Linked DNA regions of Homo sapiens: region 2 is linked to region 1. Evidence: read pairs that join two places in POLR2A ChIA-PET (ENCODE). Cell type or tissue: PC-9. All regions are shown on one strand. Links, peaks and the distances in the headings refer to the core of each region. The heading gives the core; the rest is flanking DNA.

Region 1 (12,270 bases), core at 8,223-10,722:
ACTAAAATTAGCCAGGTGTGGTGGCACACGCCTGTAGTCCCAGCTACTCAGGAGGCTGAGGCAGGAGAATCCTTTGAACCCGGTGGGTGGAGGTTGCAGTGAGCCGAGATAGCACCATTGCACTCCAGCATGGGTGACAGAGTGAGACTCTATCTCAAAAAAAAAGAAAAGAAAAGGAAAGAGATTAGATTAAGATTAAGTACCTACTTCCTCTCCCACTTCAAGTCCTGGAAATAGAGGATCAGAAATGTTGAGGAATTCTTTAGGATAGAAAGGAGATGGGATTTTACTTATGGGAAGACAGCAAATAAAGACTGCAACTTAACACATACACAGGTGAAAGTGTTAGCAAGAGTAGGAACCATTTGCTCTACATAACTCCAGAAAAAACTCATACTAAAATGAAAACATAAAGCAGGCAGTTCTGAGCAATTCCCATCCTTTCTCTACAAAAAGAGAGACGGTACTAAATAAAACATAATTTAGCAATCACAAGCATGAACAGATAGACCACAAAATTTACCGAGCATTTAAGCAAGATCAACACTATGAATGAAGACATTAAACCAAAAAGTCAGAGGCACTACCATCTAAGGAAAAGGAATAAATTATAAATTAAAAGAACATAAGAGAACTAAAATAAGGTGTAATTAATGTTTTCAAAAGATAGCATAAAACAAGAGCAAGAACAAATTGCTTTATCATATGGGATCTAGCCTTCAGCTCTGAATGGGAGATCCTATTACTGACAAAGTCTGTCTTTCCAAAATGGGGTCTTTCTCTGTTCAGTTCAGAAGCCAATACACAAAAACAAAAGTGAGCATCAAGCAGTTCAGGTTTCGTTCGATGGCCATAGAATTGAGAAGTGGGAGCTTGGCTCACAAATCAATTTCATAGCTCTTGCAAGTGAGTATATCACAAATATAGGGCATCTTTAATGAAGGGGTTAAGCATTAAGAGCAAGAGGAGGAATATTCATGTCTTTTCTGGGAATGGGCAGAGAACCGCTCAAAACCAGAGTGCGCTTTCCTTTTTGTCCTTTCATGGTTTCCTCTGGCTGTTGTCAGGGTGATTGTCAACTGTCATGGCACTGGTGGGAGAGTCGTTTAGCATGGACATTAGACTATAATGAAGTTAGAGGTTCTTCAGAGGTCAAGTGAGCTGCCATCTTGGATCCAGTCTTAGTAAGTTAGATCACAAGGGGGAAATTCAGACCTCAGGCATCCTGTTTCCTAAAGATAAGCAGGGTTAAGACAGGATAGAAATTCACCTAGGTCATGTAGGCATTACAATGTGTAACAATCCTAAATATCAACTCTCATGACTGGCCTAGGACCTTGAAACAACAGGAACTATGTCCAAATACCATGAAACTTTCATGTAGTATCAGTGTTAATGTCAGTATGTAGATTCTTTGGCTTGCAGGGAGGACTTGCGTGGCAGAAGTGCTTTGGTAACAGAAAAGAAAATTTAACTTGTGAGCTCTTTCTTCTCAGGTAGCACGAATGTAACAGACTCCTGTATGACAAAATATATTTTCCCAGGAATGGCAAGCACCCATTTTTGTCCAATTCATGGTTCTGGAGGTACTTACAAATTAGTGTGATGTTCATAATAGTTGCTCTCAGAAATTGCAGAACAGTTTGCAATTTTTTTTTTTTAAAAGGGGTCTCGCTCTCTTGCCCAGGGTGGAGTGCAGTGGCGTGATCTCGGCTCACTGCAACCTCCGCCTCCCAGGTTCAAGAGATTCTCCCACTTCAGCCTCCTGATTTGCTGGGACAACAGACATGCACGACCATGCCCAGCTAATTTTTGTATTCTTTTGGTAGAGACAGGGCTTCACCATGTTGGTCAGGCTGGTCTCGAACTCCTGACCTCAAGTGACCTGCCCGCCTTGACCTCCCAAAGCACTGGGATTAGAGGCATGAGCCACAGTGCCCAACCACATTTTTATTATTAAACAATTCATAATACTCTTAAAGATGTATGCTTAAAGGTCTAGAGTGAGACATGATACCAATTTGTTATACTGACAGCCAAACTTTGTACACTAAACTTGTAAATATTTTTTACAAACACATTTAGTAAGTATGTAATTAAATGTTTAGAAAATTAAATAAAAACTCAACTCATTATAATAATAATGATTTATTGTTTCATAGACCTTGATTATCACTGGTTTTGCCTTATAGATTTTAATAGATAAGTTTGAATACTTGAGCATAACCACATCATGAAAATATGTAAAAATAACTTTTTAAAAATTCTTTACATTTACTTTAATTTACATTTTTTATAAATATATATTTGGTGTAATTTGAACACAATTATATTTACTTCTTAATTCTTTTAGATCTGTATACAAATTATGTGAAACTCCTTCTGTTTTTTATATTTTATTTTTTGCCTAAGTTCTACCTCAGGATCTAGAAACTCTTTCTTTTAACAACGTAGTTAACAATTTTGCTGAAACAAAGGCAAGAAAGATACATTTTACAGAATACATACTTTTGAATAGATTATTTTGTTGCTGAATCAAATATTGCTGATTCATCAACAGGACTGTAATAATAATTAAATTCAGCCATCTTTGACATTTTGGCAACTTTATAAAAACCATACCTTTATACATCTTTTTAAATGTTGCTGTTATGAAGGTACACTTGTCAAGGTACAGGAAAAATCATTTTATTTTCAGCTTGATTCATAACTTTTAAGTACCAAGCATACGAGGCATGGGTTCTCATTTATACTCTTTTCCCACCTACCAGAAACAGGCCTGGTCAGACTGGAATAATTTCGGATGCAACTGTAATCCTTGTAAATGAAAATAGGTTACAATCATCCATTAAGAACAGAGATTCTCAGCTGGGCGAGGTGGCTCACGCCTGTAATCTCAGCACTTTGGGAGGCCAAGGTGGGCGGATCACGAGGTCAGGAGATCGAGACCATTTTGGCCAACATGTTGAAACTCCGTGTCTACTAAAATACAAAATAAAAATTAGCCGGGCATGGTGGCGTGTGCCTGTAGGCCTAGCTACTTGGGAGACTGAGGCTGGGGAATCACCTGAACTCCGGAGGTGGAGGTTGCAGTGAGCCAAGATTGTGCCACTGCACTCCAGCCCGGCAAGAGAGTAAGACTCTGTCTCAAAAAAAAAAACAGAGATTCTCACCGAAGAATTTTCAGTGTCACCGTATGCTCTGTACAAGAGGTGAAACTAAAACTAAAACAAAATGACCCAAAAAAGGATGCAAATACATGATTTTTAAAAGATACGCTAAGGAAATGCTACAAAAATGAAAGGAAATGAGGTAATATTAATATCAGTTAATAAAATTCAAGGCCAGAAATGTTAAATGAGTAAATAAGAAATGTATGTTGATGGTATATGTAATCATATATACCTAACAAGATAGCTGTAAGCTATAACTGTTAGAAATATAAACAGAGACAAATATATAATAATTGTGACATATTTTAATATACTTCTTTCAGTGATTAAGAAAGCATTTAATAACAGCAACAGCAATAAAAATGTGTGGGTTTTGAGTGAATAGCACAATGCAAGCTTAGCTGTATAGATGGATGATGGATGGATGGGTGGATGAATACATACATACGGCTGGGCGCAGTGGCTCACGTCTGCAATCCTAGCACTTTGGGAGGCCGAGGCGGGTGGATCATCTGAAGTCGGGAGTTCGAGACCAGCCTGGCCAATATGGTGAAACCCCATCTCTACTGAAAATACAAAAAATTAGCCGGGTGTAGTGGCGCATGTCTGTAATCCCAGCTACTCGGGAGGCTGAGGCATGAGAATCGCTTGAACCCAGGAGGCAGAGATTGTGGTGAGCCGAGATCGCGCCACTGCACTCCAGCCTAGGCGACAGAGGAAGACTCCGTCTCAAAAAAAAAAAAAGAATATATACATACATACATATAGGTTGATAGCTAACTAGGTAGATATATAGATATACAGATACATATACAGTTGATAAATAGATTTGCTCAGCTATAATATTATAAACTATAAATATTACAAGCTCTCATGGATGAAATTGATATCTTAAATCAACGGGGAAAGAATGGAATATTCAAAACTGGTGTTGGCATATTGGACAATGGACGTGCGAGCAGGTTTTAATTTAAATAGGGAGAATTGCTTAGGACTTGATGAGCCAAGACTTGGAGGCGAAGAAGTGGTTGGAGAAACCACCCCAGGCAGAGGAACCCCAGGGGTCAGCCAATGCAAGGCTCTAAATTAGGAAGTACTCAGTGAGGCTGAGAACAATAAGGCACTAAGTTCTTTTAGGTTCTCAGGCCTTTGCACTTATCTCTGCTTCAAATGCCTCCTTTTCCCTTCCTATCTGGGAAACATTCACTCTTTCTTCAGTGTAGCCTCCAAGTTCACTTGCTCAGTGAAGGCCCCTCTGATTCTCCCAGAAAGGATGTGCTACCCCATCCTCCGTGCTCACAAGCCTCGGCCCACAGCTCAGGATTAGTTTTTATTACAGTGTGGCTTTAGGTTTTCATATCTGACTTCCCCACCAGACTATGAACAAATCAAAGGCAAAGATTGCGTTTCATTGAGCTGTGCTTCCCCGAACATCAGGCATAGTGCATAAGACACACTCACTCCATAAACCTTTGTATGTCAAATGAGAGATATTATGTATTAAGCAGTCCAATTCCTCTTTTCACTGTGCATTCTTCATGCAAATGGCAGCTGTGTCTTAGGTGTTTCCCATATGTAGCGACAAGGTATTATGTACTATAAGGAATAAATGGGAAATTACCAAACCCCTTCTCTAAGCAGAACTGAGGGCAGGGATTTCACATCAAACAGACCATGAAATAAATGGAGAGGGCTAATTTGTATTTATTTATGTATTTATTTATTTTTATTTATTTATTTATTGAGAGAAAGTCTCGCTCTGTCGCCCAGGCTGGAGTGCAGCGGTGCGATCTCAGCTCACTGCAACCTCCGCCTCCCGGGTTCAAACGATTCTCATGCCTCAGCCTCCCAAGTAGCTGAGATTACAGGTGTGCGCCACCACACCCAGTTAATTTTTTGTATTTTTTAGTAGAGACAGGGTTTCACCATGTTGGCCAGGCTTGTCTCGAACTCCTGACCTCAAATGATCTGCCTGCCTCAGCCTCCCAAATTGCTGGGATTACAGGCATGAGCCACCGTGCCTGGCTGCGGAGTGGGCTAATTACAGAACATGTTGTACTGGCTAGGAATACAAAAGCCATCAGGAAAAGGCCAAATGAGTGTGCTCTCCTGTCACTGAAGGCTTCTGAAAGGATATGGGCCAGTGCATCAGATTTTGTTGCTGAGCAGGTTGGAGAAGAGCATCAAAGGTGAGAGCAAAGGTAAGAACCAGCATAGATGTGGGAATGAGTGGGTGGGTGCACCGGCCAAGAAGGGGCCTGACTGAAGGACCAGGGAACAACCAATAGGTTATGGAAGGCTGGAGTCAGATTGCAGAGACTAGAGACTCCTAATATCAGGCTGAGAAATCAAATAGCTGTTCATCATTTGTGCCTGAGGATGGATCAGAGCAACGTGATGAAAGTGGCACTTGTGTAAGACTTGCCCAGCAAAGTAGGGCAAGGATGGATGCAAGGGAAAGAATCTGGAGCCTCAGGCCAAGAAGAATCAGGATCTGTTATACAAGGACCCAGGTATGGGGGCTTGAAAGCAACTTGGGGGCTAGGACTGTGTCTGGACCACCATGTGGCCCCATATTGGTGGTAGGGACTGAGTGTTGAATACGTGAATGTTGTGAATTAATTAAGAAGAAAAGAGTTGAGAGTTGTTTTTAATCAAGGAACAGTAGGCTCTAATGATAGAGAGACCTCCTCACCTCTTTCCCACAAACCCCCATCCTGCACCCTATGTTCCAGGGATAGTAAGCTGTTCACTGTTGTCAAGAGACTGGTTCTGCCCTATCTCTGGACATTCGTATTACTGCTTGCTTTGCCTGGAAGGGAAGGGAAGACATTTCTGACTGAATCAAAAAGTGATTTAGAGGAGTAAATATAAAGAAGTTTTAGGAATACCTTAATCAATTTCTGCTTTTATTTTCATTTTAATGTATTTAAAAGTATAATACAATGAAAATAATCCATGCCTAAATATGTCTAAATAGGTTTTAATGTTTAAGATAAAAATCTTAGGTAGGGCTGGGCTCACATCTGTAATCCCAGCATTTCGGGAAGCTGAGGCAGGTGGATCACTCGAGGTCAGGAATTCGAGACCAGTCTGGCCAACATGGAGAAACCCCACCTCTACTAAAAATACAAAAATTAGCTGGGTGTGGTAGTGGGCACCTGTAATCCCAGCTACCTGGGAGGCTGAGGCATGAGAATAGCTTGAATCCGGGAGGCGGAGGTTGCAGTGAGCTGAGATCATGCCACTGCACTCCAGCCTGGGCAACAAAGCAAGACTCTGTCTCAAAAACAAAAAGAAAAATCCTCGGTAATAAAAAGCATTGTGTTATACTCAATTTGGCAATGTTTTTTCTTTTCTTAGTCGTATATAAAATAATGGTGCAGGCCGGGTGCGGTGGCTCACGCCTGTAATCCCAGCACTTTGGGAGGCCGAGGCGGGCGAATCACAAGGTCAGGAGATCAAGACCATCCTGGCTAACACGGTGAAACCCCGTCTCTACTAAAAATTCAAAAAATTAGCCCGGCGTGGTGATACGCGCCTGTAGTCCCAGCTACTCGGGAGGCTGGGCAGGAGAATGACTTGAACCCGGGAGGAAGAGGTTGCAGTGAGCTGAGATCGGGCCACTGCACTCCAGCCTGGGGGACAGAGTGACACTCTGTCTCAAAAAGAAGAAGAAGGAGAAGGAGAAGGAGAAGAGTGCAACTTATGATGAATGCATCTTAGATGAGATGAAACATTTTTCTGTTTATAAGACTTCTCTTCCTTTAAGTCTAAGATAAAGTGACTTCTATAATACAGTAATATTAATAATTAACATTTTCTTTTTTCTTTTTCCTATAACACTTACCTAACATACTACATATACTTTATTTGTTATGTCTATTGCTTATTGTCTCCCTGCTAAAATGCACATTCCATGAGGGTAGGAATTTTTATCTATATGTTCTCTGATGTCTCCTAAGCCCCTAAAACAGCACATAGTAAGTGCTCTCTCTCTCTCTGTCTCTCTCTCTCTCTCTCTCTATATATATATATGTGTGTATGTTGAATGAATGAAATTTTTTAATGTGCTAGACACTCTTCTAAGTGCTTTGCATGGCTTGTTTCATTTAACTTTCACAAGAAACCTAAGGTCTATATTACCACCCACATTTTCAGTCGAGGGAACCAATGTATACAAAGATTCAGTAACCTGACCAAGGTTGCACAGCTTGACACTGGAGGAAATAGAATTCAAGTGTAGTCTGCCTCTGAACACAATACTCTTCTCCATTCCACTGTGCTGTTTCTAATACCACCTGTGTTCCCCTTTTTGAGGTCTCTTGGCAAACTCCTGTTCTGGACACCCATTGCATTGGATGCCTGCCTCTATCATAGCTCTTATTGCCCTTTATTAGAGGATAATATGGTCCATGTCCTCCACTAGACTGAGCTTCTCAAAGGCTGAGACCTACCTTATTTGTCTTTTTTGAGACGGAGTCTCGCTCTGTTGCCCAGGCTGGACTGCAGTGGCACGATCTCAGCTCACTGCAACCTCCGCCTCCCGGGTTCATGCCATTCTCCTGCCTTAACCTCCTGAGTAGCTGGGACTACAGGCACCCGCCACCACGCCTGGCTAATTTTTTGTATTTTTAGTAGAGACGGGGTTTCACCCTGTTAACCAGGATGGTCTCAATCTCCTGACCTCATGATCCACCCGCCTCGGCCTCCCAAAGTACTGGGATTACAGGCATGGGCCACTGGCCTCTTATTTGTCTTTATCCCCAAGGCCAACCATGGAGGCTGGCACTGCACAGATGCATAATGTCTGTGAAATGGATTGGCTATGTAAATACAGAGCAGGGAGCATAAAAGAGAACTGGAAGGCTTCTAACGGGAAGACAAAGGACTTGTGGAACTGATGAAAAAGAACAGCTTAAGAAGAGCAGCGCTTCTAGAGAGAAAATATCGAGTCCAGTTCTGAACGTCTTGGAATGATGGAAAGATAAACAAGTGAAGATATCCAATAGGGATGTGGAACAAGAAAACTGTCACAAAGGTTCTTTTAAGGACCAAAACATAGTCTTGCAAGTCTTTGTGACAGAAGTGCTAACTGAAACTATCAGAGTGAATTGACTCACCAACTAAAACAATGCAGAGAGAGAGAGAGGAGAGCAAGAGAGAGAGAGAAATGAAGGGACAGCATCTTGGCGTATACCTATAGTTAAGGGGGTTGAGGAAGGCAAGGAGACAGCACAGAGATCTAGAAGAAATTCAGAAGATCGCTGTAGCAACACTGAAGTCAAGGGAATCGTTCTCCGGTCTGTGCCCGTGAGTAGGTGTCTGTGATAACTGCTTTGTAACAGTACAGATTATAAATAAAAGTCTGTGGGCAGCAACAGAAAAACAACACATACATTTTCAGTGCGACTGGGTCTGTCTGGCCCTGCCCACCAGTGGTTTGGGGATCTACTTCGTTCCGACTAGAGAGCACCCACTCAAAATTTCCTCTGGATGGCAACCCAGCACAACACGTCTTCCACCTCTTCACACTGACTCCTCCTCGCCTCCTCTCTCCTCCAAACATAGGCTGGGTGATTACACCCTCTTTGTGTCAAAACAGCACACTTGAAATCATTTTATGGCACCCACATTGTTCCATTTTAATCTTTAAGATTTTGTAAGGTGAAATGGTCTTTGCAATTGTTATCCTGTGTTAATTTTCTTTTTCTTATTGACACCACAAAATTCCTCTCTTCTAGTTTGTTTTTGCTCTGTTAGTAAAACCAGCATTTCCCAACTGGCGAACTAGACTTCTTCAGGGGTAAGGTGGGGAATGTTATTGCAACTCACTACATCTCTCTGGTAATATCTTCCTTGTCTATCCCTTAAGCTTACCACAGACCACTAGGAATTGCTTAGGTGCACGGTGGCATTTAGCACTAGAGACCACTAACTTTTGACCTCGAAGAGCACTTAAGATACTAAATTCATTAAAAATTTAGTAATAACACTACAAATATTCTGTGTGACCACTATTTTTACCTTTCTGTAAATCAAATTTATTAAAGATGACCTTCCTCAGGTCAATTACTCATTTTATTTGTTTAGAAATTGTGAGATATACATTCCTATGGAAAAGTGAATAAAACATATATGTACAGTTTATTTAAAGAATAATTATAAAGCGAACACTCAGGTCCATAAATAAAACATTCTCCGCATCCCAGGAGCCCCACCATGTGCCCCTCCCTGATCATATCTCCTTTCTTACCCTAGAGAGGAACATTTGTGATAATCATTTCTTAGCTTTTCTGTATAGTTTTACTACTTATGACTGTTATTTTAAACAATATAGTAGAGTTCTGCCCGTTTTTGAACTTTATGTAAGTGGAAATATTCTGTATTCATTGGTTGTCTCAGTATGGCAATTCACCATGTTATTGTAAATAATCGTTTGTTTCTCTTTGTTGCTGTATTATATTTCACAGTATGACTATACCATAATTTATCCATTCTATTGTTGATACAAGTTTGAGTTGCATAATGGTTTCAGCTATTAAAAAAATGCATATGTACAGGAAATTCTGTAGAGTTGCTGAGTCACAGTGAATGTGTATCTTCAATCTTACTAGATAATTCAATCTTACTAGATAATGCCACACTGTTTTCCCTGATTGTATCAACTTATGCTACCACAGTGTATGAGGATATTCCTTGCTTCTTCCTTAAAACTTGTTTCTGTCAGACTTTTAAATTATTTTTTGATCTGCTGGGTGTCTAATAGTACTGCATTGTTATTTTCATGTTCCTTTCTATAGTTACTAATGGGAATGTTGGTCCTTTCATGTATTAGTCATTTGCATTTGGTGCTGTGCCTATTTAAGCTTTTTGCCCATTTTCAAAATGGGCAAGTCTATTTCTTATTGATTTGTGTTATTTGTATATTCTGGATACTAATCCTTTTTCACTTGCTTCATGGTATTGTTTGGTAAACAAAAGTCCATTACTTTTATGTAGCCCAATATTTTTATGTATGTAACACATCTTTTTTTTTTTTTTTTTTTTTTTTTTTTTGACGAAGTCTCTCCCTGTTACCCAGGCTGGAGTGCAATGGCATGATCTCAGCTCACTGCAACCTCCGCCTCCTGAGTTCAAGCAATTCTCCTGCATCAGCCTCCTGAGTAGCTGGGATTACAGGCACACACCACCATATCCGGCTAATTTTTTGTATCTTTATTAGAGACGGGGTTTCACCATGTTGGCCAGGCTGGTCTCGAACTCCTTACCTCATGATCCGTCTGCCTCAGCCTCCCAAAGTGCTGGGACTACAGGCGTGAGCCACCGCACCCGGCCACATCATTTGATAATTACTGAGACTTTCCTTTATGGCTAAAAATTCCTCTTAACCTAAGTCATAAAGATTTTTTCTTATATAGGTCCACATAACTCACCTGAAATCCCTGGAGCCAGATGTTTGAAATATAGACTATTTTAAATATTAGAAGGGTAGTATGAAACATACAACATATATTGTATAATATTCTCAACAAGAACTGGGACAGTACCCATAATGAAATACATTAATATTTCTACCGAAAAGCATATGCAGTCACCTAAGTGATAATAACAACTATAAAGAGCCTCATGTTACTTTAAGTCGTATTTTTCACCAAATGAGTTCCAAAGTGTGTGGTGTTTCAGAGGTTTGGGGATTTTATAATTAGTACAAAAGTTATGGTAGCCTTATTCAGTAAGAATGGAATGATTTCAAAGTTTGTAGGAACTTACTGGTGGAGCCACGTACCTGGGATTTGTGTGTATGAAGATTCTTCACTACTCATTCAAATTATGTAATAGTTTCTCTACTTTTGAGTTGTTTTTCTTGAAGTTTGTACAGTCATCTAAATCTTATTTGCACTAAATTGTTTACAAGATTATCTAACTTTTTTGATGTCTATAGTATTTCTAGTTTCCATTCTTGATAAAGATTGTTGACATCCCTCCTTTTATAGCTATTAGATGTTTGCCAATTTTAATTTTTCTTTTCCAAAAAAAATCAACTTTTGGCTTCTTTCAACCTATTCTATGCTGTGGTGTGCTAGTGAGTTAGCTCCAAACATAAAATCCTGGCTTGTTGATTTCCATAGTGTAAACAGTCCCATCATGGTTGACTTCAAGCTACTTATTTGAATTGGCTCCAAACATAAAACAAAATCCTGGCTTGTTTGTTGAGTTCCATAGTGTAAACAGTCCCATCGTGGGTGACTTCAAGCTACTTATTTGATGTTATTGATCATGGAGTTGCCAAGAGGTGTGCACAATTGGCTCTCCTATGCCAGTACAGGCTGGCTCTGGTACACCACTGCTTTTATTTTCCATTTCGTTAATTTCTGCTCTTAACATTATTTCTGTCCTTCTATTTTCTGTCTTATTTTGCTGTCCTTTTTCTAACTTCTTGAAAAGGGATTTTCAGCTCAAGACTTTTCAGACTCTTCTAATACACTTACTTATGGCTATAAATGTCCCTGTAAGTGCTGCTTCAGTTTCATCCCACAGGTGTTGCTATTGTTATTTTATGGTTCAGTTCAAAATATTTTCTCAATACCATTGACTCTGTCTCTGTGTTATTCAGGCTTGTTTTTACAGTTCTTTATTGATTTCTATCTTAAATGCACTGTAGTAAAAAATGACAATTATTTCAATTTTCAAAATTTCTTGAGTTGCTTTATAACTAAGTATGTGGTTGACTGTGGTGATGTGTCTGCTTTCAAAAAACTGTACATTCTGATTTTGGTCGTGTTGTTCTGTACATATTAATTGCGTCATTTTTACATCATGTTATTCACGTTTCCTATATCCTTAACTTTTCTCTTGCTAGTCTTAACGATTAGTGAGAAAGTCCTGTTAAAATTACCCAATATGACCAGGCATTTTTTTTCTTTGTAATTCTGTCACTTCACTTTGTTTCATATGTATTTTTCATTAGGTACTTATAAATTTTAAATTTAAAACACATTTCCTTTTTAGACTCAGAAGTCATCTAAGACTCTTTCCTTTCATTCCTTTTATATCCCATCAGTCATATTTAAAAGATATCTATATGTAAACTGAC
Region 2 (8,832 bases), core at 347-2,846, 51 kb before region 1:
ACAGTTTTTGCAGCCACCACTGCTCGCTATGAATCCATATGCATTTCAAGTACTGCCTTGAAGGCTAAATAAATAAAAGTACAACGGCTGTAATACGGGGATAATAAAGTATTTTGATGAAATGTTGGGAACCATGGGAAAGCACTTGCCAGCTTCAGGTCTAGAGGAAACAAATTTTTATTCCCACACTCAGGTCCCTTTCTCTGTTCACCTCCTACTTTATCAAGCCCCCTGGCTGCTCTCCCCCCTCACTTCCCTTCTCCTCCTCTCTCCTTCTCCTAAGATCCATAGCAGAGAATGCAAATATTTTCAGGACTCCAAGTTGGAGAACTGACCTAGAAGATTCAATGAGAAAAGAGATTTTAGTTTTGAGACGTATCAGCCCTTTGTGGATCCAGACAATAGGACTGATATAATTAAGTACTGTAGAGAGTCAAAGAAAAGGCATTTTTTTCCCAGCTCTGTGAGTACCATGTGTTCTGGGTTTGGGAAAATGAAATAACTCAGCCTTATCCTTCATCACCTCCCTGCCCTCACCTCCCACAGAGGAAGACACACATGTCATTTTCTTTCTCTGAGCACCTCTCACTGAGGAGATGTGATAATCTAGCACCACTCTGAGACTCTAGCAACTGTCCAAATGCAGGAAATATTAGAAGGCTGCATATACTCTGCTAGACTCAAATAGCTGTGGACTAATGAGAAGCAAAAAACAGGGAGAAACACAATCCACAATGAACACAATATTCTGATTCAGATTCCAGTCTCCAACTCCTCTACCACCTGCAACTTGTCCATGGGGACTCCTAGGTGAGAGGCTGAAAGCCATTTACTACTTCCTGAAAGCCTTCCTACTTCCTGCATTTTTCAGGAAATACATGAATGAGTTGGGAAATGGCTGAACCAAGGAGAAAGCAGGAAAAGTAAGAGAGACAACAATGCAGAGACTCAAATTGGACCACAGCTCACTCAGCGCAGGAGCTGCCCTGGGGCCATCTGCATCTCTCAGTTCAGCTTCTGGCCACTCCCATCACATTCACCCTCTCCTCCCAGCCTTCCAAGCCCCTGAAATGATGTGCAAAAAAAGAACAGGTGCAAGAAAATAAAAGTTTGGTGCATTCCACTAAAACCCATGCCATTTCTGGAATGGACATGGTGGGATGGAGCAGAGATGAGCAAAATCCCTCCACCCTTGATTTACAGAACGTATCTTTGCAGCCAGAGCACTGTTTCTTGGGAGCAGTGGTGTTCAACCTGCTTATACAGGGTCCAGGATCCCTTCCAGGGGTCTCTGAGAGGATGCGTAATCATGGCAGATGTTTTTTAGTGATGTAGTGTCAGGAACACAACACAGACAAATCAAACCTAGTATGAAAACCCATGACTTCCAAAGAAGCTTTCTGTATAGCTAAAGAGCAACCCTCCACTGCCATGTTCCTGGGATTTGAATATGTGAGCAAATGAACACAGGCCAAACCCCATGGAATTCACCTGGAATCTGGTTTCCATCCTGCAGTGCAAACCCAGCGTTGTGGAGTGAACTCTGCTTTGCTTACATCATATTGGGGTCTGAGGTGAGCCTTCACCCCGTCCTCCTCTGCTTTCTCCTACAGGTTTTGTTCAAGCTCCTCCTGGGCAGTGCTAAGTTTGGAGAAGCCGCCTTATTTTTGTCCATCTTGGGTGTGTTTAACATCCTCTTCATCACCTGCATTCCTATTATCCTCTACTTTACCAAAGTGGAATACTGGAGCTCTTTTGATGACATTCCATGGGGAAACCTTTGTGGATTTTCAGTTCTTTTATTGAGTAAGTGCTAATCACCTGTCCAGAATTCCCAGAAAGCAACCACCCACAGAGGACCCTCAGGAAACATGTTCCCTGAAGGCAGAAAACAGTGCTCTTTGCTATTCTTTAGTTCTCACTGGTTTTTAAGATCTTTCTGTTTCACAAAGTAGTCTTTGAAATGATGACATTGGATTTGAATTCCAGAGCCAGAATCAGTGCAGTAGTCGCAGTGGTCACTGCTGCTCTGAATAATGAACTAATACCCCAGGGTGTTGCATGTTACCTACTAAGCACAGTACAGCAAGGAGCTGATAAATTAATACCTGCAGAGGTCTTAGAACATTGCCTGATAAGTGTCAATATTCAATAAATACTATAGATTATCATTATTATTAATATCATCATCATTGTCTCCATTACTTGATATAAGTCTAGAGCTAGGCAGGAATGCAACCAAGGACATGACTTACCCAGTTTCCATCTAAAAACACATATCCCAGCCAGGTACAGTGGCTCATGCCTGTAATCCCAGCACTTTGGGAGGCCAAGATGGGAGGATCGCTTGAGCCCAGGAGTTCGAGACCAGCCTGGGAAACATGATGAGACCTCATCTCCATAAACATTTAAAAATTAGCCAGGTGCAGTGGTGTGCACCTGCAGTCCCAGCTACTCAGGAGGCTGAAGTGGGAGGATCACTTGAGCAGAGGGATTGAGGCTGCAGTGAGCTATGATTGCACCACTGTGCACCACACTCCAGCCTGGGTGATAGTGCAAGACTGTGCCTCAAAACAAAACAAAACAAAACAAAACAAAAAAACAAAAAACAATTCCCAGAGCTCCTGTTCATGCAGTTATCCCAGAAGCATTGCCAGCAGCAGAGAAAAGCAAAATTGGTAAGATGGTCCCAGTCACCTTCTCAGTGGTTACCATTTCCAAACTTATTTCCCTTCTTCAAAACTCAGGGAACAGAGGGGCTGAGTACTCAGAGTGTCTGCTCCTGGTCCCAAGTCCTGGAGCCCCCAGAGGAACTCTGAGTTCACTGAATCAGAGCAGAGGGTCATTGTAACTCCTATGACTCCAGCCTCATCAGGAAAACCTGGGTCAGATAGGCCAGCAGGGAGGTAAAGTACACAGCAGTCATGAATAACACTCGTTGTTTACATTCTTTATTTCAGCATTCAATATTGTATTAAATTTTGGAATTGCCGTTACATATCCCACTCTGATGTCTCTTGGAATCGTCCTCAGCATACCTGTGAATGCAGGTAAACCTATGCGGCTTTCTATATCTGCACATAAGCACACACACTCAGTCACCTACTCACACACACATACACACACTCATGCATACATACACACTCACACATACACTCACATACACACACTCATGCATACACACACACACACATACTCTCACATACATACTCACATATATTATTGCTCTGCCTGCTATAGAATGCGTGTTTAACTGTCTGCCAAAAAAAAAGCATTTAGGTGAAATGTTGCTATTAGTTATATATGCAATATTTTCTCCATAATGGGCTGATTTTCACATACCACTTCAAGACACAGAAAGTCTAAAGGCATCTTGATTCTAACTGGTATGGGGAGCAGAATGAATCTCATCAGCATTATTAACAAATGTAGGAAATGATGTAGCAGAAAAAAAATGTCACTTTTGCAGGTAACTTTCTGGGGGAGAAAATTTGCTCAAGGCATGAGGTAGAAACATGCTGACAAGCTGAAGAAGCGTGAACGGCATTTTCCCTGACCTCCGGGAAGACAGGGAGAGAACGCCCTTTGCCCAGGAACTCGGGACTGCCCTTTGTTTTCCCCTGGGGACTCGTTGCCAAGGCACACAGTTGACAGCTCTTTCAGAAGCTTGTCTTCACCTGCCCCTCACTGCCTTCCTTTTCCTGGCTCGCACGGATAGGAATTTTGGATTTTCTTCCCAGAACCTCCTGGCCTCATACCTGACCTCCCTAGGCATCCTTCTCTCAGCCAGAAAAGGGCTGTGAATCTGTCCTCCCCAGAACACTCACTCCTTTGTCCCTGGCACAGCTTCCTCCAAAGCCATCTCCCAAATCCTGCCACTTCCAGGCCATTAAAAGATTGCCCCCCCCCCACCCCAAAGGAATGGCAAACCCTTATCCTGTTCAATGTGGTGGTGACTATGCCTGCAGGCACCCCAATTTCCCAAGCCTTTCCTCATGACTTGGTTTCCCACCGCTCCCATTCCAAAGGCGCTCGACCTCTCTGCCCCACCATGGCCCAGACTCCCCCAGAAGGACTGCCTCACAGCGGCGGCAGTGTACCAGGCCTGGGGGAGGTGTCAGGAGACAGGGCTCAGGCCCAGCACCACCACAACCCACCTGGAGATCTGTGGTCCCAACATATCTGCTCTCTGAGCCTTAGCTTGCCTCCCCTGCAAATGAAAAGTCATACCTACCCTTGCTACTTCGGTTGATGTGACAACCAGATGAAATAACCGATGAGACAGCATTTCAAAATGCAGAAAGCACCTGAGCTCCTGGACAGCTGGTAAAAAAGAAAAATGGTCCAGATGCTGCAGGCTTCTGAAAAATCACTTGTCACCGTCCTCCCCCTACATTCTTTGCATCTTTAGTTTGTGGTCATACCGTGTTCCTGTCTCCAGAAGGCGTGCTCCAGTTGTCTTCTATAGAAACTTCCTTTCAGCGTATAATATGGCCAGGTGTTTGAGAGATTCATTAAAATCATTTTTCATTACTTACCTGCAACATAAAAGGTTTAATGATGAGTCCAGAAAAGGAATCCCAGGCCACTCTTGATTGGAAGAGAGAAGCCGGGGACCCTGCCGCGTATCTCACTTGTCAAGGCAGAGCCATTGCCTGGCTTTTGGGTTCTCCCCGACATCTGCTCAAGGGACTGGCTGGTTGGCTCTCCTTATCTAGTGAATTAACAGGGTGTTTTACCAATATTAAAAATTAAAATACAGGCCAGGCACGGGAGCTCACGCCTGTAATCCCAGCACTTTGGGAGGCCAAGGTGGGAGGATCGCTTGAGCCCAGGAGTTCTAGACCAGCCTGAGCAACATGACAAAACCCCATCTCTACAAAAATAATAATAATAATAATAATAACAAAAATTAGCCAGGCGTGGTGGCACCTATAGTGCCAGCTACTCAGGAGGCTGGATGGGAGAATCGCTTGAGCCCGGGAGGTGGAGGTTGCAGTGAGCCCTGATGGCACCACTGCACTCCAGCTTGTGTGACAGAGTGAGACCCTGTCTCAAAAAAAAAAAAAAAATACAGTTGACCCTTGAACAATGTAGAGAATGGGGGCACAAACCCCTGAATAGTTGAAAATCCACATACAACTTTCAGTTCCCCAAAAACTTAACTACTAATGGGGTACTGTTGACCAGAAGCCTTACTGATGAAAAACAGTTGATTCACATATGTTGTATGTGTTATTTGTGTTATGTATTGTACTCTTACAATAAAGTTAAAGAAAAGAAAATGTTATTAAGAAAATCGTAAGAAAGAGAAAATATATTTGCTACTTGTTAAGTGGAAGTGGGCCACATAAAGGTCTTCATCTTCACTGTCATCTTCACATTGAGTAGGCTGAGGAGGAGAAGGAAGAGGAGGGGTTGGTCTTGCTGTCTTGGTGTGGCAGAGGTGGAAGAAAATCCACATGTAAGTGGATCCGTACAGTTCAAACCCATGTTGTTCAAGGGTCAAATGCGTGTGTGTGTGTGTGTGTGTGTGTGTGTGTGTGTGTACTATCTATCTCTCATCTCCTCAACTGCCCTTCATTCACTTGTTTTAATCACATAAATCAATGTTTGAACTACCAAGTCAGTTTTGGGAGGTGACATACAAGTGCAAGGCTTCATACCAGAGAGGTTTGATAAAGTTAAGGGTTGTTTACTAGAGGTAACCCCAGCCCACCTGGAACAAAATCATACTGAGGAGAATCCTGTGGTCCAGGGAAGACCACAACACTGCCAGACAGAGGAGGGTGCCCCCAGGCCCTGCCCACTCTCCAGGGACATGCCCCCAACCCTGCAGCTGAGAAACCTCCATGCTCTGTCTCCCACAGTGATTGATCACTACACCAGTCAGATCGTCTTCAATGGGGTCCGGGTCATCGCCATCATCATCATCGGCCTGGGTTTTCTCCTCCTGCTCCTGCCAGAGGAGTGGGATGTCTGGTTGATCAAGCTGCTCACCCGACTCAAAGTGAGGAAGAAGGAGGAGCCTGCAGAGGGCGCTGCCGACCTGAGCTCAGGACCTCAGAGCAAGAACAGAAGAGCCCGCCCTTCCTTCGCCCGCTAACACCACTCCTCTAGAACTCGGTGGTAATGACTGGGAGGTCTATTCCTGCCGGGAGGAACCTCAGTTGGGTAAGGTGTACATACCTGTACAGTTTTGGTCATCTGCGGTAAGTTCTATGGTATTTATTGGCATGTCCAATTTGCTTGCACTTTTCCACATCAGACCTTCCACTTAAGGGTACCAATTCAATACAAAAGAGAAAAGAAGAACCTCTCAGTGCTTTTCCAACGAATGTAAAGTGGGTTTAAAAGTTCCCTGCGTAGATCGTTTTGGATGGCTGACGTTCTTGACAAGCCAGCCATCAGGGCAAGTGTTTTGAATCTTAGCAAGTGTTTTGAATCTTAGCAACTGAACATGACATTGCACACTGTGATTATTTTTCAGCTATGGTAGGTCATATTTTGTTTTATACCAGAGCTGTACTCTTAATTTTAAGGAATTTCAATGAACCAAAAGATAACTGTCAATTTATTTGGATGGATGGATGGAGGGATGGAAGGAGGGAGGGAAGGATGTCTGGGATGTGAAGAGGCAAGGCAGAAATGGATGATGAACATCAAAAACTGTCAGAGGACAGGTCTGTGCCAGGTACCAGGAAGGACAAGATAAGTCCAAGCCCCGGCTGGCCTGCTCTCACGTGTCTGTGTAAGATCATGCAAGAGAAATCACAGTGCCTTCTACAGAATTTTCGTCTTTACCTATGTGAAGCGAGGTGACGTGATACGTCACTGGCGCCGTCTTATAATTTAGATGTAAAAATCTTTAGAAACAAATAAAACTCTCTATATATGTGTATGTCTGTGTACAAAAAAATGACAGAGCTGATGGCCAGTGTATACAGAGCGTGGCCCGCGGTGTACAATACCCATATAAGGTACATTGTGCAGGAGGGGAATTGCTGGCTGCTTTTACTTCCTGACCAAGACTGAAAAATTATTTACTGAAATCTGTAAACCTTTTTATGAAACTTTTAAGCACCAGGCTGTTTACTTACACAATTTAGGTCTGCCAGAAAATTCTATCTGTGATAGATCTGTAAAGAGGGTCAGGGGTTAGAGTTTACTATTTTTGAAGTTTACATTGTTACATATGAAATGGAAACATTATTTTGAAACGTTGTCATAACCCAATGGTGCATTCTGTAACCATGGAGTCTTCTGTTTCCTGGGGGAAAGGGGCATTCATGACCTGAACTTTTTAGCAAATTATTATTCTCAGTTTCCATTACCTGTTTGGCCAAACAGATTAATAAAATATTTGAAAAAGAAGCGTTCAGTGCTGTCTCCATGGCCATTCTGTTACTTTCCCACTGCACCAGTCCTGAAGCAGTCCTCACCACATTCTGGCTTTTCCTCAATTGCACTTGCCCCCAAGAACCTTCAGGGTGGGTAAGCCAGCCCATCTGTCTCAAGGGAAGGAGACTGTAATATCGATAGAATTGACTTTTGCAAAAGTGAAATGCAGAAGCATCCCCAAAGCCTCACAGAAGCTCTAAGTCCTGGGGCAGCCTCTCCCTCCTCCACTTTTCCCCTGTTCCTCTCCCTCTCCCTCAAGGCACCTGCCCTCCGCTCAGCCCTGCCTGTGGCTTCCTTCTCACTTTTTCTTCTGAACGGGATCCGCAGCTCAGTTTACACTGGTCTCTAAGTGCCACCTAGAGCGGCAGCCCCAGTCCATAAATCTACCCAGTCTTCCAGCTCAGCCCCCACAGCCGCCTGCCTGCCTTGGGCATCCTAACTTAATGCTGGCATTTTCAATAATTTGATTGCTCCACTTCAGTAACATTATGCAGCTGTTCCAAGCAGCTGCTATGCCAGGGGCTATGAGAGCCAGTGGGTCTCATTCTAGGGCTACAGAGGGCCAAGTACTCTAGGAAGGGGTGTGAGCCAAGGGGAAACAAGAGCCTTTTTAGTACACCTCATCCCATCACCCACACCTAGAGCGTCTACACTCCATGCACCACACGTACCACTTGACACATGGGCTCTAAACCTGGAGAATCTCGTTATCCAGAGCAGAGAGCTCCCCTACCCCATGTGTCCAGGCATGTCTGGGAGGGGGCAGCTGGGGCAGCAGGATGCTGGGCTAGTTACCTCCACTACCCTGTTGAGGCTCCAAATCCCAGGGAGACAAACAGATATTTCCTTTGTAAGCCAGGACACGAAAAAGTGGGGAAGCCCTGCCTTAGGGTAGATTCATCTTATTCTCCCATTGGGCAAAAATGACCATGAAAACCCAAAAGAGTTGAGAACATGGACTCAAAGGGATATGTGCACACCCACATTCGTGGCAACACTATTCACAACCAAAAGTGGAAGCGGCCCAAGTGCCCATTGACAGAAGAATGGATGAAAAAAATGTGGCATGGCCATACAGTGGAATATTATTCCACTTTAAAAAGAAAGAAAATCTGAGCCAGGTGTAGTGGCTCACACCCATAATCCCAGCACTTTGGGAGGTGGAGGCAGGAGGGTCCCTTGAAGCCAAGAGTTCCAGACAAGCATGAGCAACATAGTGAGTCCCTCTCTTTACAAAAATAAAAATTCAAAAATTAGCTACGCATGGTGGTGCATGCCTGTACCCCTGGTTATTCGGGAGGCAAGAGGATCCTTTGAGCCCAAGCGTTCTAGTCTGCAATGAGCTATGATCACACGAGTGCACTCCAGCCTGGGCAACAAGGCAAGACCCTGTCTCAAAAAAAAGAGGAAAAGAGGAAGAAGAAAGAAGAA

What was found. Peaks named below come from ENCODE experiments on the same cell type or tissue, not always from the same donor. Only the 100,000 strongest peaks of a DNase experiment are listed, where the experiment ranks them.
Region 2: POLR2A ChIA-PET joins it to region 1 with 8 read pairs; 15 of 35 experiments call an interaction of 5 or more read pairs at or near these places.

What each region holds. Positions count from the first base shown.
Region 1 is chr1:234,360,210-234,372,479 of GRCh38, forward strand. No RefSeq gene overlaps it. Among named protein-coding and RNA genes, the nearest start is that of COA6, 7.1 kb to the right of the region's middle. In PC-9, for the core only: no CTCF peak of the experiment used is centred there; a DNase peak (open chromatin) is centred at 9,702; H3K4me3 peaks cover 457 bases; H3K27ac peaks cover 2,500 bases.
Region 2 is chr1:234,317,138-234,325,969 of GRCh38, forward strand. It overlaps SLC35F3 (solute carrier family 35 member F3), which reads left to right. Exons shown (of 8, transcript NM_173508.4): 6 at 1,614-1,806; 7 at 2,961-3,050; 8 at 5,871-7,374. The coding sequence ends at 6,106. Among named protein-coding and RNA genes, the nearest start is that of MIR4671, 15 kb to the left of the region's middle. In PC-9, for the core only: no CTCF peak of the experiment used is centred there; no DNase peak of the experiment used is centred there.